Regions from separate parts of the Homo sapiens genome. Here regions 1, 3 and 4 are each linked to region 2. The links are chromatin contacts, found by Hi-C or POLR2A ChIA-PET in ENCODE. All regions are on one chromosome and are shown on one strand. The core of a region is the stretch at or near the end of the contact, and the rest is flanking DNA. Distances in the headings are between cores, read along the strand shown.

Evidence for each region. A loop is a pair of places that touch in the nucleus more often than their neighbours do. ChIA-PET counts read pairs that join two places held with the same protein, here RNA polymerase II (POLR2A). Pooled maps may share reads with other maps.
Region 1: a map with no recorded cell type shows a loop between it and region 2 (6-fold over the local background). The contact joins the enhancer-like site here to the promoter of ZBTB25 in region 2. A Hi-C loop is called at or near these places in 1 of 168 maps with a recorded cell type or tissue (B cell), 1 of 37 single-sample maps with no recorded cell type and 4 of 50 pooled maps.
Region 3: a loop to region 2 is called in a pooled map, with 16 times the contacts of the local background. The contact joins the promoter of PCNX4 here to the promoter of ZBTB25 in region 2. A Hi-C loop is called at or near these places in 1 of 37 single-sample maps with no recorded cell type and 9 of 50 pooled maps. POLR2A ChIA-PET finds 5 or more read pairs at or near these places in 1 of 52 experiments (activated B cell).
Region 4: a map of CD8-positive, alpha-beta T cell shows a loop between it and region 2 (10-fold over the local background). The contact joins the promoter of ZFP36L1 here to the promoter of ZBTB25 in region 2. A Hi-C loop is called at or near these places in 3 of 168 maps with a recorded cell type or tissue (CD8-positive, alpha-beta T cell and naive thymus-derived CD4-positive, alpha-beta T cell), 3 of 37 single-sample maps with no recorded cell type and 11 of 50 pooled maps. POLR2A ChIA-PET finds 5 or more read pairs at or near these places in 1 of 52 experiments (activated CD4-positive, alpha-beta T cell).

What each region holds. Positions count from the first base shown.
Region 1 is chr14:68,282,640-68,285,932 of GRCh38, reverse strand. The region is part of intron 7 of RAD51B (RAD51 paralog B); the gene reads right to left. Among named protein-coding and RNA genes, the nearest start is that of RAD51B-AS1, 400 kb to the left of the region's middle. RefSeq lists enhancers at 393-442, 603-662, 713-762, 2,499-2,568. Within about 2 kb of position 2,017, at least 18 of the 41 ENCODE cell types and tissues checked have a DNase peak (open chromatin) inside an H3K27ac peak, as active enhancers do; they include B cell, where a contact is called at or near this core.
Region 2 is chr14:64,502,142-64,505,535 of GRCh38, reverse strand. It overlaps ZBTB25 (zinc finger and BTB domain containing 25), which reads left to right and starts at 1,698. Exons shown (of 3, transcript NM_006977.5): 1 at 1,698-1,875. ZBTB1 (zinc finger and BTB domain containing 1) reads right to left here and starts at 766. Exons shown (of 2, transcript NM_001123329.2): 1 at 590-766. RefSeq lists silencers at 457-566, 677-936, 1,537-1,966 and enhancers at 656-1,326, 1,427-1,516, 2,287-2,386, 2,447-2,566.
Region 3 is chr14:60,090,662-60,093,956 of GRCh38, reverse strand. PCNX4 (pecanex 4) reads right to left here and starts at 2,034. Exons shown (of 11, transcript NM_001330177.2): 1 at 1,538-2,034. It overlaps PCNX4-DT (PCNX4 divergent transcript), which reads left to right and starts at 2,211. Exons shown (of 5, transcript XR_943918.4): 1 at 2,211-2,254. RefSeq lists enhancers at 1,207-1,840, 1,804-1,993, 2,084-2,213.
Region 4 is chr14:68,790,882-68,794,332 of GRCh38, reverse strand. It overlaps ZFP36L1 (ZFP36 ring finger protein like 1), which reads left to right and starts at 1,266. Exons shown (of 2, transcript NM_004926.4): 1 at 1,266-1,451. The coding sequence starts at 1,395. RefSeq lists silencers at 819-1,018, 1,039-1,108.

The DNA of each region.
Region 1 (3,293 bases), core at 768-3,267, 3.8 Mb before region 2:
ATGAAAGTCAAGTATGTGAGGCAATCTTATATGAATTTTGACAAATTTTTGGTGGTTTTCAGTGGCTCTTGATAACATGTGGTTATCATTTCCGGCGCCCACGGGAAGTTTTGAAACTAAATTTTTCATGGAACTCATGTCTCTGTGCAACAGAGTTGAAGGGGTAGGCTGGGCTAGAGGATTCACGAAGCAACCTCAGGCATCTCAGGGGCATTTCTAGCCCATAAAAACACCTGCTTCCTCCTCCCGCCCACTCCCTGGCAGAAACCTGCCACAATCTAACACACATCAGGAAGTTTCAAAATCACTTTAACTGGGCCAGGATGGCGAGGTGCAGTGATAGTCCGTCCTGATACTTCTAGCTCTCAAGTAAACAGCAGCCCCTGGATAATCTGGGTGGCCAGAGAGAGACGCAAGAAGAGAATGTGGGTGCTGAGTCTACTCACCAACCCGCCTGGCACTAAATCCAATGCTTTCAAAGTGACGAGGCTCTGCCTTTCATCAGCTCTGAAGGCACAGTTAATCTTTTTTTCCTTTTTGTACTAAAAATGGTCTCTCTGCTTAAGGCACAGCTTTAAAAATGTTACTTTTGTATCTGAAGTGATCCTAATTGCCATATATGACAGTGACCTAGCCTTTCTATCCAAACAGAGGCCTGGGATAAGTCAGAAATTCAAGTTTTAATCCTGGCTCTGTTAAGGGTTACTGAATGCCTTGCTTTTAAGGAGACAGAGACCGGAACTTTCCTGTGAGAAATTGTTCAGGTCCATTGAGTCCTTTCATCACTAAGGTTTGAGAGAAAGGCCTGGAGTGGTTTTCCCCATGCTGTCCTCCTGCTCCCCAACCATGACGGTGTCTGCCCCAACCTGTCTGCTGTGGTAGGAGCTGGAGGTGAGAAGGAGACAAGAGGAAGAAAGAGAATAAGGAAAGCAATGAGGGCAAGAGGCAGAAGGAAGAGAGTGAGAACAGGGTAGGTCCAGAAAGGCCACGCTCCCAGACGCATGCCTCTCCCCATCCCAAACCCTTCCTGTCCACATCCAGCTTTGTATAGAGATACCCAATATTTGTTACGGAGTTTGAGCGTCACAAAAACAAATGTGGTTTTAGTATTTGCTGGCTTAGTTTTGCCATGCTCTGGAAAATCAAAAATCATTCCACGATTAAAAAAAAAAAACACAAAAATAAACTTTTATCTTAGCTTCAGCTCAGAAAATATCAACTGTCAGTTCTAGAATAAAAGCTGATAAGGTTTCAATATTCCAGCCTGCCATTTCCATCTTGAAGGACTGCACAACAATTGTTTTCTGGGAAATTCTGAAAGGCTGTGGGGAATTTTTCTTGTGAAATATTTGTGGAGAAGAGGCCAAACTTCAATTTGGCTTGAAGAAAACATGGGTGTGGGAGTCAGGCAGACTTTTATTTCTGGCACTGTCACTAACCTGCTGTGCAATTCTGGGAAATTCTCCTAACCTCTCTGTACCTAAAAGTGTTGAGTCCACAAAAGATATGCAGAGAATGAATGTATAACAACTGTTAATGTAGCAGTCTGCTTAGAATAAATGTTTCATATATTTCACCCACATTAGGATGAGTGCTGTACTCAAAATTCCACCTTTGCATTGCTTATCTTCAACCTTAAGAAATCCATCCTACACAGAACCAATGGCAGTGGCCAAGGAAAAGGGGATGAAGGAGCAACTTGAAATAATTTGTGTTTATGGTGAGAATGCTTCCAATCTTAATAAGTTCATACCTCTTATTATCAGCCCTGAGGAAAACTGTCTTCTGTAGATTTCACTGTGAAATCCACAGGCAAAGCTAGAGAAACACTCTGCCTAGTAGGGGAGCCCCTAAAGAAGAGAGTGGCTCAGTCTGAGGGAATGCAGAAGGAGGAGGTGAAAAAAAATCTCCTCAGCTTTGCACAAGCACACACTCGCTCAATCACAGAGGGGGCTGACGCAAGTAGTGCTTCCGTGCTACTTTTGACCACTGAGTTCAGAAAAATGCATTGAAGTAGAATTGTGTCTGCCATTTGGCAAAAGTAAACACACAAGATAACCATGTGGCTCCCTAAGGCAGCTTTCTCTTTGGCCTACTTCTCTTGGGGTGCACATGCAAGGGGATGCAGTGGAAACTGTGGGCCGGCAGCTACCGTGCCATAGACATAGGTGTGGAGAGCTATGGTTCCACTGCTGGCTGCCCCACTGGCCCCAATGGGCTGAGGTTAGCACGTGTTGGTTCCGGATCTCAGATGGGGCCGGCAGTTGTAAAGAGGCCACAAACAGCAAGCTAGTGTGCTGTTTCCACCTTCAGCCCAACCCCGACGGCATCCTGTCAGTGATCTTGGGCCCACTGCAGGAAATAACATGCACAATTGGTGAACTGTGACAATGCAGCCACAGTGGCTTCCAGTGGTGTATTCGCCAACTGTGTGCAATTTTGCAGTTAGTATGAGGCCAAAAAAGTCTCTGGCCAGCTAGAACCTGGAAGAGAACAAGGCCAATGGTCAGATGACTCTGAGGTTCACATGGATGTGGAAGAAACTATCCTACCAGCCTTCTGCTGCACTGTACGTGTCCTGTGGCCAAGTTGCTTTGGTGTGTAGTTGGGTATCCTTGCCTGCTACCTGATCACTGCCCACTGAGTCCCATAGAAAGGCAGAGGAGGTGAATTTCCAGCAGCTCCCCGAGTTTCTGCTGACCTTTTTAGGTGTTTTTATTACCTGTGGTGCTTTCTATTCATGTGTACTCCTGGGCTCTGGGGATTCCCCTCCCTTTGATTTACAAGGAGGATTAGAAAGACACAGCTTTGTGATCGGTCCCTCACAGACGGCTGGTATTAAGTGATTTCCCCTTCTTAGACTCATTTGAGGCCAAGAAAACAGTTCTGTTGAATCACTTGCTCCTTGGAGGTATGAAAATAGGGCACTTGGGGGAGTCCAACCTGATAAATACCAACATTGATACCCTTCAGCCTCAGCTACACTTCCAGTGGCATATAGTAGAGCGGAGTTGAAGCAGAGGAGTCTCGGGTCCCCCCCAGCCTCTGAGAAACCTCCAGTGGAGAGTAAGCAACTCTGGGCTTACTGCTTGTATTTCTGTGCCACCAGCACAAATGGCATCCTAACCACCAAGGGCTCTCCAAACTCACTGCCTGGAGAGGTGCAACCAATTCTATCTCCAGAGTGAATCTGTAGCATAAAATGGGAGCAAAGGCCACTCACTATGTATTGAAACAGAGGTCACAAGGTCTGCCTAGGAACAAATTTCCAAGTTAGCCACCTCATCAGATAT
Region 2 (3,394 bases), core at 449-2,948:
CCTTCCCAAGAAACAGATCTTTTCCACTTAAAATTCCCAAACTCAGACCTTCCACTTTTTACTGAACAAAAAGCGTGTGTGCCGGCGAGAGGGGGTGGGAAACAGCGTAACAAGAATTTGCACGGATCTTACGCCTCCTCCCTCGGAGCGCGCCCAAGTCTGCAGCCTCGGGCTCCGGGACACTTCCCCTCCCACCCGCCGCCGAGCCGCAGCTGTAAGTTGAGAGAAGCGGGCTCTAGGCACGTCAATCAACCGGGTTCTCCCGCCTCCCGTCTACACCTCCCCTCCCCCCTCGAAAAAAATAAAGGCAGAGAAAGAAAGAAAAGAAGGTAACTAATTTGGGAACTAGTCTCCGTAGGGGCTTCGCCTCCGACTCAGGGAGGCCGCACGCCCGGGACCTGACGCGCCGGCAACAAGCAGGCGGCCTGGCAGCCGCCCGTCACCGGGTCCTCGCAGCGCGTCCGCCGCGCTCCGGCTCCCCGCACGGATCGGCGCCCCTCCGGCCCCGCACTCCGCCAGGCCCGCGGCCCGTCGCCCTCCGGCCTGGGCCAAAGTTGCGCAAATAGCCCCACAACTGGCAAATACTTACCGGCCGCAACAGGAACCAGAGCTGCGGAGATTTTAGGGAGTTTAAGGCAAATCAGCCGCGGGAAAGGCGGGCGAAGGCGAAGGGGCCGCGAGCTGCAGTGGCGGCGGCGCGCGGCGCTCGGCGCTCGGGCTGGGCTGCGCGGAGAGGCTCTGGCTCTGCCAGGGACTGTGCTGCAACAAAGGACTTCCGCTGCCGCACAGCCGCGCCTGCCGCACCGCACTGAGCCGGCCCCGCTTACGCGGCGACTCCGGGTCTGCCCACCAGTTCGCTGCGGCGTCCGCCAGCCTTCCCCTCCCTCTCGCCCGCCCACCCACTCTGCCGCTGGCTGCTAGGGGCACCCGCGGTCGCCTGTTTGTTGCAACAAGTTTCTGCGTCGAGCTCCGAGGAGGCTGGCGCAACCCGCACCGCGGGGGCCGTCGCGGCGGCGGCGGCTTGACCACCCCTCTTGCCCCTCTCAAGGGTAGGCTTGGGACCTCCTCCTCCTCCTGTTTGCACAGCTGGATGGAACTGGGCTCCTCCCGACTCCCCAGGGCAGGATGCGAGGCTGCTTTCCCACTCCGTCCAGATGTCAGACCCCTGCCCGTTGGGCCCAGCAGCTGGGCCGTCACTCGCGGTCCGCCTCGAGTGCTCCGGCAACCTCGCCCTGCCCCGTCGGTTCAGGGTCGCCCAGTCCCCGCGCCCCCCCGACCCCACCTTCCGTGGGCCTGCTGCCTCTGGCCCTGAGTCACTTCCCCCGCCATGCCCCACCTCGCCCAGTCCGCCTCTCCACCCAGGCTCCCGCGGCTCGGCCTCCCTGGCCCCGCGCCCTCATCCCTTCCCCAGCGAACACGCGGGCGCATCCTTCCCCACCCCCACCTTCACCCCAGAACTGAGGGGGTGCCTGTGCTTTTGCACACCCTGGGGAAAGTCCCCGGGTCACGCGGTTGTTTGTGGGGAGCCTGTGACGCTCAGGCTTGTCCCTATGCTTCCGCCTACAGAGTCACAACTGCGAACTGTGGCGGCGGCACTCAGAGCGCGGGCCGACCCCCGCCCGGCCACTGAGGCGGGCGGGCGGGAGGGCGCGCACGTACGCACGCACGCACGCACGCACACCCCGGCCCTGGCGCCCCTCTTTCCCCTGCTACCAGACACGCGGTCACGTGGGGCCATCGCGGGCTGCCGGCGCGGGAAGCCGCGCGAGAGGCGGCCGAGGGGTGCGTGAGCCGGCGCCACTGCTTGCAGTGCGCGGCTTGGGAGCCCGCCCCTCCTGCACGGAGGAGTCGGCCTGCCGCCGCGGCGGCATCTGGGTAAGCGACGCGGTCCTGCCCCTGTGGGCTGCCCCGGGCTCAGTCCCTCCTGCCGCGAGCCACCCAGGGCGGCGGCCTGCAGCTGCACCAGTCGCGGGACAGATGCAAGTAGCTGGGGAGAGGGGTGTTTTTGGTCCGATTGAGATGTCAGGCAGGGCACAGGAGGAAAATACATCCGCGAGTGAGCGCTGGGCCGACAATACCCAGAACCACCCTTTGCTGCTCGTAGGAGCGGCTGCCGGGGCCTGATTCAGGGTGGCACACGGGGTGCCGCGAAGGTGCAGAGCCGTCCCGGCCGCGGGTCCGGGTGCGACCCCCAGCAGGAAACCCCAGTAGGCCTGCGGCCTCCCTCGGGTAGCGCCGACCCCTCTTACGAGCGGGCGACTTTCCAGATGCTGGGAGGACGCTGCGGCTACTGTTTCCACTCCCAGCTTGTGATTACCTCGTTTCTAGGGCAAGAAGACATCCCCCCCTTTTCTATCTTCAAATTATGTTTATCTTGTTCTAAGCATATCCGGTTTTTCTTTTTGAAGCTTGACCCATCTTATCACCGTCTTCTCTGGCACTCAGTATTTGGAGTAATCAGTTGTTACCAGTTGCGGAGGCAGCGCATAGCACAACGTAGTACCTGGAACCTGACGGCACCTAGCATGTTTCAACAGTTAGCGCCCGCATCACCCCAAGGGATTAAATTTGGCATTCTTTCTCTTGAGACTCAAGTCCTGGCAGAGCTGTTGATCCTCTCACAAGATTCTGTCATGTATGTAAAGTACACTTTGGAATCTTAAATTTTAGAGCCGAGAGGTGCCTTATAGAAAATCTGTTTCATCCCTCTCGTTTTACAGAGAAGACACCAGGCCTGAAGAGCGTGATGTAGCTGGAGCTAGCTACACCTCTTGATAGCTAAGACTCCAAGGCTCCAGACACCTTGGTGATTGCACTCTCCACCATGCCAGGACCGCAGTGCCAGTTTACCCCACTCACCTGTAGAGAATGTATCCGGCGGAGGTCATTATATATACTTGGCTTGATTCAGGTTATGGAGAAGTCAGGCATGGCCACTGTGTGGGTTTGATGGTATTTCTAGGTGAGGTAGGCCGCCTATGGTGTATTTTTGGAACTAAAAGCCTACACCCCCCAGCCACCCCTGAAAGTTTCATTGCTGTTCTCTATTATTTGCAGCATTGGTTGCTTCCTTATGTTAAGGCATCAAAGTCTTCTTTAACAATCTGGATATATTTTAGTTAAGGGTAAATCGTGAATCCGTTATCGGACATCAACTCCTTAATAGGGAACAGAACACTGATGGGATATGACATGGAACAGATTAATTCTGAGAGCTGGCAGTCAGTGAAATATCAAGGTGTGGTCAGGAAGAAAACAGAAAGGAACCCACGTAACCTGCTAACACCTTTTTTGTCCAGTCCTACCTTGAATGTCTTATTTGCATGTAGTAGAGATGGATTCTGCTCAAGTTGGCCGCTGTTTACTGAGTACTTGCAGTGGGCCAAGTATCATA
Region 3 (3,295 bases), core at 785-3,284, 4.4 Mb after region 2:
GATACTCAACATCATTACTCATTAGAAAAACACAAACTGAAACCATAATGAGGTACCATTTCAAACCTCCTTGACTGGCTAAAATAAAAATGGCAGACAATAATAAGTATTCATGAGACTGTGGAGAAATCAGAACCCTCAAACATATCTGGTGGTTATGTAAAATGATACAGCTCCTTTGGGAAACAGTCTAGCAGTTCCTCAAAAGGCTAAACATAGAGTTACCATATAACCCAGTAATTCTACTCTCAGGTATACACCCAACAGAGATAAAAACATATATGTCTACACAAAAATCTGTACACAAAAGATTCATAGAAGAAATATTACTAACAGCCAAAAAATGAAAACAACCCAAATGTCCATCAATGAATGGATAAATGTGATATATCCACACAATGAAATTAGACTATAAAAAGGAATGAAGTACTCATACATTCTACAACATGGCTGAACCTTGAAAACACACTAAGTGAAAGCCCGTTACAAAAGGCCACATATTGTATTTTCCCGTCTATGTGAAATGTCCAAAATAAGCAAATTTATGGGGACAGAAAACAGATTAGTAATTGCTTATGGCTGGTGGGGTAAGGATAATGGGGGGAGGGAGGTGGTGACTGCTGAGGGTAAAAGGTTTCTTTTTGGGGTGATGAAAATGTTCCAAACTTGACTGTGGTAAGGGTTGCACAATTCTATAAATGGGTGAATTGTATTGAATGTAAATTACATCTCAATAAAGCTCTTAAAAAAGAAAAAGCTTCCCTGATTGGTATTTTCCACAGCAGTTAATAATTAGAAGGCAGCTCTTTAAGTAGGAAATTTAGGAGCAGCCAACAGATGCTACAAACAGTTAAATTCGTGAAAAGGCAACATCTGAACTGGATGCTATGCTAAAGGTCTGGGGATTTGGCGTGAGTGGCGGTGGATACCAAATAACATGAAGGGCAGTCTTTGCCCTAACTGCAGGAATGATTTAATGAAGAAAACAAACACCTAAAAATAGTAAAAAATGAGTAAGTGAAAAATGATGGATACAGAGCAGATAACCAATTCAGCGGCATGGAAAACAACTTCCGATTCACTGGAGTAAATTCTGGTCCTGGAGAGACAAGAGGTTGTGGGGACAGAGGTCGAGATCAGTGGGGAAGGAGCGCTTCACGTTCAGGGGGCCATGAGTTGAACAATTCGGACAAAAGAGGTTTAGTTGGAGATATTGCGAGAGTACAGTTCTACCTAACGGACACAGCTCCGGGTGGGTGTGCCATATTCCATTTCGTACGAGTCTCTTAGAAACAAAATGCTACAATTCAACAGGCTAAAGTAGTCTTTCAAAGGAAAGTTAAAATCACACTGAATTACTATCTCTAATGACTGAGTTCATTAAGCGCAATAATTGCACTTAAAGGTTTTGCAACGAAAAACGAAAAATATGTTTCTTGTGGCAATGAAAGCCCCTAGAACAACTTGGCTCTCCGCACAGGCTTGGACATTAAGATGCCGAAGAAGTCCCGAGGTGGACGTCGGACAACGAACGTACCTCAAGTCACCCGAGGGAAGAGAAGACGCGAAGGCATCCCAGGGACCGCATTTTTGCAGGTAAACTCGGGCTGGGCGCTCCCGCCGGGAGGTTGGTTAGTGCCCGAATGCGGAGGCAGAAAAGCTGCGGCGGCCGAATAACGAGCTCACCGCGGCCCCGCCCGGGCCAGCTCTCGGTTTCCATGGCTAACGTCTACTCCGGCGGCCGCCACCCGGAGCTGAACGGAGCGCGTGCGCGTTCGGGGACCTCGTCGGCGCCTGGCTGGCCTCGCTGCCCCGGTCTGTGCTCGCTCCCGAGGCGGGCCCTGCCGTAAAGCAGGCTTGGCCTAGAGGAAGCAGGGAAATAGCGCGCTTCGTTCGCGCCAGGACTAGGCCAACATCTGCCTGGCCGGGGACGACGGGAGTCGCTCGTGCTCTGGTCTCGCACTGGGCCTAGCAGAAGCAGCAGCGGGGAAAGCCGAGACGCCCTGAACGTTCCCTTGGGCCGGGCCTTTACGCAAGAGCGTCGTTGCCCTGGTGACGTGACGTCCTTCCTCAGGATTGTGCGCCGGGGTGGGGAAACAGACGTGCAACCGCCATTTTGCGCATTAATTTACCAGAGGTCGGGTCAGGCTGTCTTAACGCAGGCAGAGGGGTGTGGCAGATCTCCAACCGCTCGGGGTCCCGTGATTTCCATTAATGAATTCGCACACTGGCGTTACCACTCAACACACCGACGGTAATGAATGTTTTTGAGTGATACTTCATGCAGCCTATTCGGCTTGGACGATTGGGGACTGCATAACGTGATCGCTATCGCCTCAGTTTGTGGCTGCGTTTTAAAATACAAGGAACCAACATGTCCATTATAGAAACGTGTTATTAAGATATTAATAAAACAAGGCAGAGTTCCGGCGTTCCAATTAAAAGGCCATGGCTGATTCATATTAGTGTGGCGGGAATCTTTACAGCCTGGCCGCAAAGACCCCAATTAACGCTAGTTAAAAAGTTATCCCTATACCCAGGGCTCACCTCCCCCATTCTCCACGAAATATGATCCCCCCCCCGCCCCACCAAGTTCTGGACACGTTCCAGATTGCCAACTGGGAGTCCTCAAGACGGCCCCGGAGAGCGTTAACAATGATTGGTCTCAGCTGATTTAGAGGCTCGGGTAAGGGAACTTTGAAGCTAACTTGTCGGTATCAAGGTACCCGCAATTCCCCCATGTGATTGGGTAGATGCCCTAGCAGTTCTGCACACTTCAGCGTCCAAGATGACTTGTGGACTGTTTTGTTTGGATCTCCATTCCTCAAAACTATAAATGCGGCCTTAATTTTTTTTTTTTTTTAATTCTTGGCTCTTGGCTGTCTTGGAAATGCTGACTTTGTATTTAAGTATTTAGGTTTTCAGGTCGTAATAGAAAAATAATTACTGTGTTCATATTAAAAGCCAAAGCTTTATTTATTTATTTTTAAGATATTGTGTCCAGAGCAAAAGTGTAGTGTGTTGAAAGCATGTGGAAGAAAACCCCGGATATACATATACTTGTCTTCAAGGACTTAATTTGCAGGTAGACCCTTTCATAGTTTGGTATCTTCACGATTTGATAGAATATGGGAAAACGTGCTGTTGGTCCATCCATAGTTTTTCTCATTGAAGCTCACTCATTGCGGGTCAGAGTACCACATTAAGCATCTCGGAAGCATCACTTACCGCCAAGAAGTCTGAGTTTCATGTAATTAAGAGTGGAGGCTCCAGAGTCAGGAAGTCTGGGTTGAAA
Region 4 (3,451 bases), core at 17-2,516, 4.3 Mb before region 2:
CCCTCTCCACCTCCCGCCAAAACGGCGCAGCGTGACAAGCCATATGTTCCACTCCGGTGGGGGCGAGAGAGAAGCAACAATAAGTTAAAAGTGCCGCCTCCCTCCACCTCTTTACCTTCATTCTTACCAAAGTAACCTTTTTTCATTGTTCTAGAGTCTTGAGGTGTGTGTGGGGAGGATGGAGGAGGAGGGAGGGTTGTGGCGCCGCCCAGAATTCGGAGCGCGCGTGGAAAGTAGTGAGTTGCTCGGTGGGCTTTTTCTGGGAGGAAGGGGCATTCAGGAAGGATTAGGGTTTTCTTGACTAAAAAGTTTAAAGATTGGATGCGTGAAAAGAAACGGCACGCCTAGGCCTGGTAAAACAAACAATCGTCCCGGGTTGTGGTCTTTTTTTGCGGCGCCCCCCACCCGCCCACACCCGGAGAGCGCCGGCTGCAAAGCGAGCGCGAGTGTCGACGCGTGCGGCGCACTAAATTGTGCCGCGCTCGCCCCCGCCAGACCATGTCCTCCTGGGGAAAAAGTTTCCCTAGTCCCCCCAGCAGCGCGCCCCACCCTACGCCCCGCTGGAAAAAAAACAGCAACATAAAATCCTAGGCTTGAACATTCTGTGCGTCCCAAATTTCTAATGTCCTCGGCCTGCCCGGTTTGCCGAAGGGAGCCGAGTGTCGAAGAGAAGTCGGGAAAAGGTAAGTTGTGCAGACACTTGGGGAAGTTTCAAGGAGACCGCCAGCTCAAGATGGAAACCGCGGCCCGGGCGCTAAGGACGGGCTTCAGCTCCCGCTGGCAAAAAGAGAAAGTCGAGCCCGCCTTCCTGCCCAACAAAAAACAACAACATGACAACAAGAACCCCGGAGGGAGTGGAATGAGTGACGTCACAGCCGCGCTCTGAGGCTGACAAAGGAGGGGGCGCGCCCCTCCCGCTCTGCGCCCGCGCGGCCCCGGAGAGGGGGCGCCTGAAGCGCCGGGTAGGGAAGTCAGCCGACTTGAAACTTTTCCTCTTAAAGAAAAAAAAAAAAAAGTTGTGCGCGGCTCACAGTGGGGTTTTTTTTTTCCGCCTTCTTTTCTCGTCTCCCCTCCCCCTTCTTCCTTTTGAAAGTTTCTTCTCCTCCCCCTGCCCCCCCTCCCCGCCTGACCGCATGGCTGATTCAACTCCAGTGTCAATCAACTTCTTTTTCCTCCTCTTCCTCATTTAAATAAGTTTAAAGCTCCTCCTCCCCCCGGCCCACCAAATCTGAACTTTATAAATTGGGCTTTGCGCGCCCCAGCCCGGAGTCAGAAAGGCGAGGGGCGCCGGGAACTGGCGTGTGGGACTCCAGACAGGAGAGGCTGCGCCTTCCCCGCACCGGGACCTTCGCGACACACCAGATCCTCGCCCCTGGCTCGCGCGAACGCACAGGATGACCACCACCCTCGTGTCTGCCACCATCTTCGACTTGAGCGAAGTTTTATGCAAGGTAAAGGGGGGCGGAGCATTTGCTTTTCAAAAAGTCTTTTTCTTTTGCCTTAAGAAAGAACCCCCAAAAGTTTGGGTCTTGGAAGGCAATGGGGAAAGTGGTGCAGCGAGATGATTCTTTTCTCCTCCGGCATTTCTCCCAAGTTTGAAGGAATTTGGCCCCGTCCTTCCCACCCTTTGAGTTTCAACAGTTGCTGGCGGGGATTACATGTGAATCTGGAGGCCAGGGTTTTGAGGGGCGAAGTTTGCCTGGCAGGGCAGCCCGGGGGCTTCGGGGGGAGGGCTGGGATTGGGACAAGTTTTGGGCGATCCTGTTTTACGTAACGTGCTGCTGGATCCCAGGTTTGCTGGTCTGATCGGGTTCCCAGTCTGCGCCCTAGGTCTGTCCAGCGGCATTACCCACCCGTGGGGTTGGGAGTGGGAGGTCCCTCGGGGAAGTGAGTCTCGGGACAATGTTTTCCTCCACTCTTTGGGGGGAGCTGGGGATATGCGAGGAAGAAAGGCCAAGTTGTGATTCAAAAAGATGTTGCAGAACAAGTTTGCAGTGGGGCTTGAGTCCGCCCTAGCTCCGTTGGGCTTCTTCCCGCGATAGCCGATCGTGCAGCAAACTTTGGGGTGAAAGAGGCATTCAGGTTGACCCGCTTACCTGTGTTGCCGAGGCATTGCGGCTCATCGATTGCGGGCGGGGTTGGGGGGGGAGGTGGCGACAAAATGCTGGCTTGAACTCGAGAGTCCCGCGAGTAAGGATTTAATGGGGGGCTCCTTAAAACATGTTGCTTGTCAGCCAGTGTTGAAAAAGCAAGTTTTAAACTCGGAATGTTCCAGGACTGCGGTTTAAATGTACATAGCAAAAGTCTATGGATGTTGTTAAATTTCTTTCCAACCTCCCCCTCCCAATTTGAAAGGGTGAAGCTGCTGGGCTACTTTTTAATTGCTGAAGTGTTTTGCCTTCTCTTAACACGTCGGGTCATGTTGCTCTGTTTTCCCAGCTTGCTGCTCCTGTTGGTGCAGCTGCCAACGCCCCAGGGCTGCAGGGTTGGGGTGCAGGGACGCCGAGGAGCTGAAGAGTAGCATTTAAAAAGTTTGAATTTTTCAGCTTCCTTCCCTCCCTGCACATTCCCAAACTCCACTTGCCAGCCCGGCTGCCAGCGCTCCCCAACATTTCTTCCTTCTTTTCTCGACTCTCCCGCTCTTTGATCTATTTCTTTCTTTGGCCCCCCTCCCCCCTCACGACTTTTTAAATGAACCTCATTGTTGGGAACCAGCTCTCGACTGGGTTCCTGTAATCCTCTCGGTGGGGTGGTTGCAGTTACAGATTCCCGGTCCCCCCCTGCTGATCCTAAGGGACCAACATTAGAATTTGCACAATGACACCCACATGGGCTGGGAACTAACTCCTAGGTCCCTGACCTGCACCATTTCCAAATCTTGGGTACAATTTGGGCAGGTGACCAGGGTCCTATTGGAACAGAAACCTGCCATTGGTGGCTCTGCCCCCATCCCCACCACCCCCAATCCGCTATTGACTAGGAGGTGGGTAGGGGGGTTGGTGCTTTCCTTTTCCTTTCCATCTGCAGCTTTGCGTTAAAGATTAAACACTGGAGCTCTTATCCAAGCTTGCTCTTGCAGCCAAAAGACTAATTGCAAAGGCATCTTCTCAGTGAAGGGGGCGGGGTGGGCTAGGGCTGAGTGGAAATGGTGAGAGAGATTATTGTAGAAAATATCTCTTCCGGGAACTTAGGGCAAAGAGTTTTATTTTCAGGAATCACATCCCTGTCTCCCCCAACCTCAGACCAGGCCCCCAATCTCCTCCCCACAAGAAAAAGCAAAGGCAGTCTGAAAACCTGTTGCCAAAGGAAGGGAACACTTCTGAAGGAGGAAGTTGAGAGTCTTAGGCCAGGTCTTGAAGGAGGGGGTATCAATTAAGCAGAGACTGATTGGAAGGGGACCTAACGTAGCCTATGATAGACTCCTTTCTGAGGTTTACCTGTTTTTGTCGCG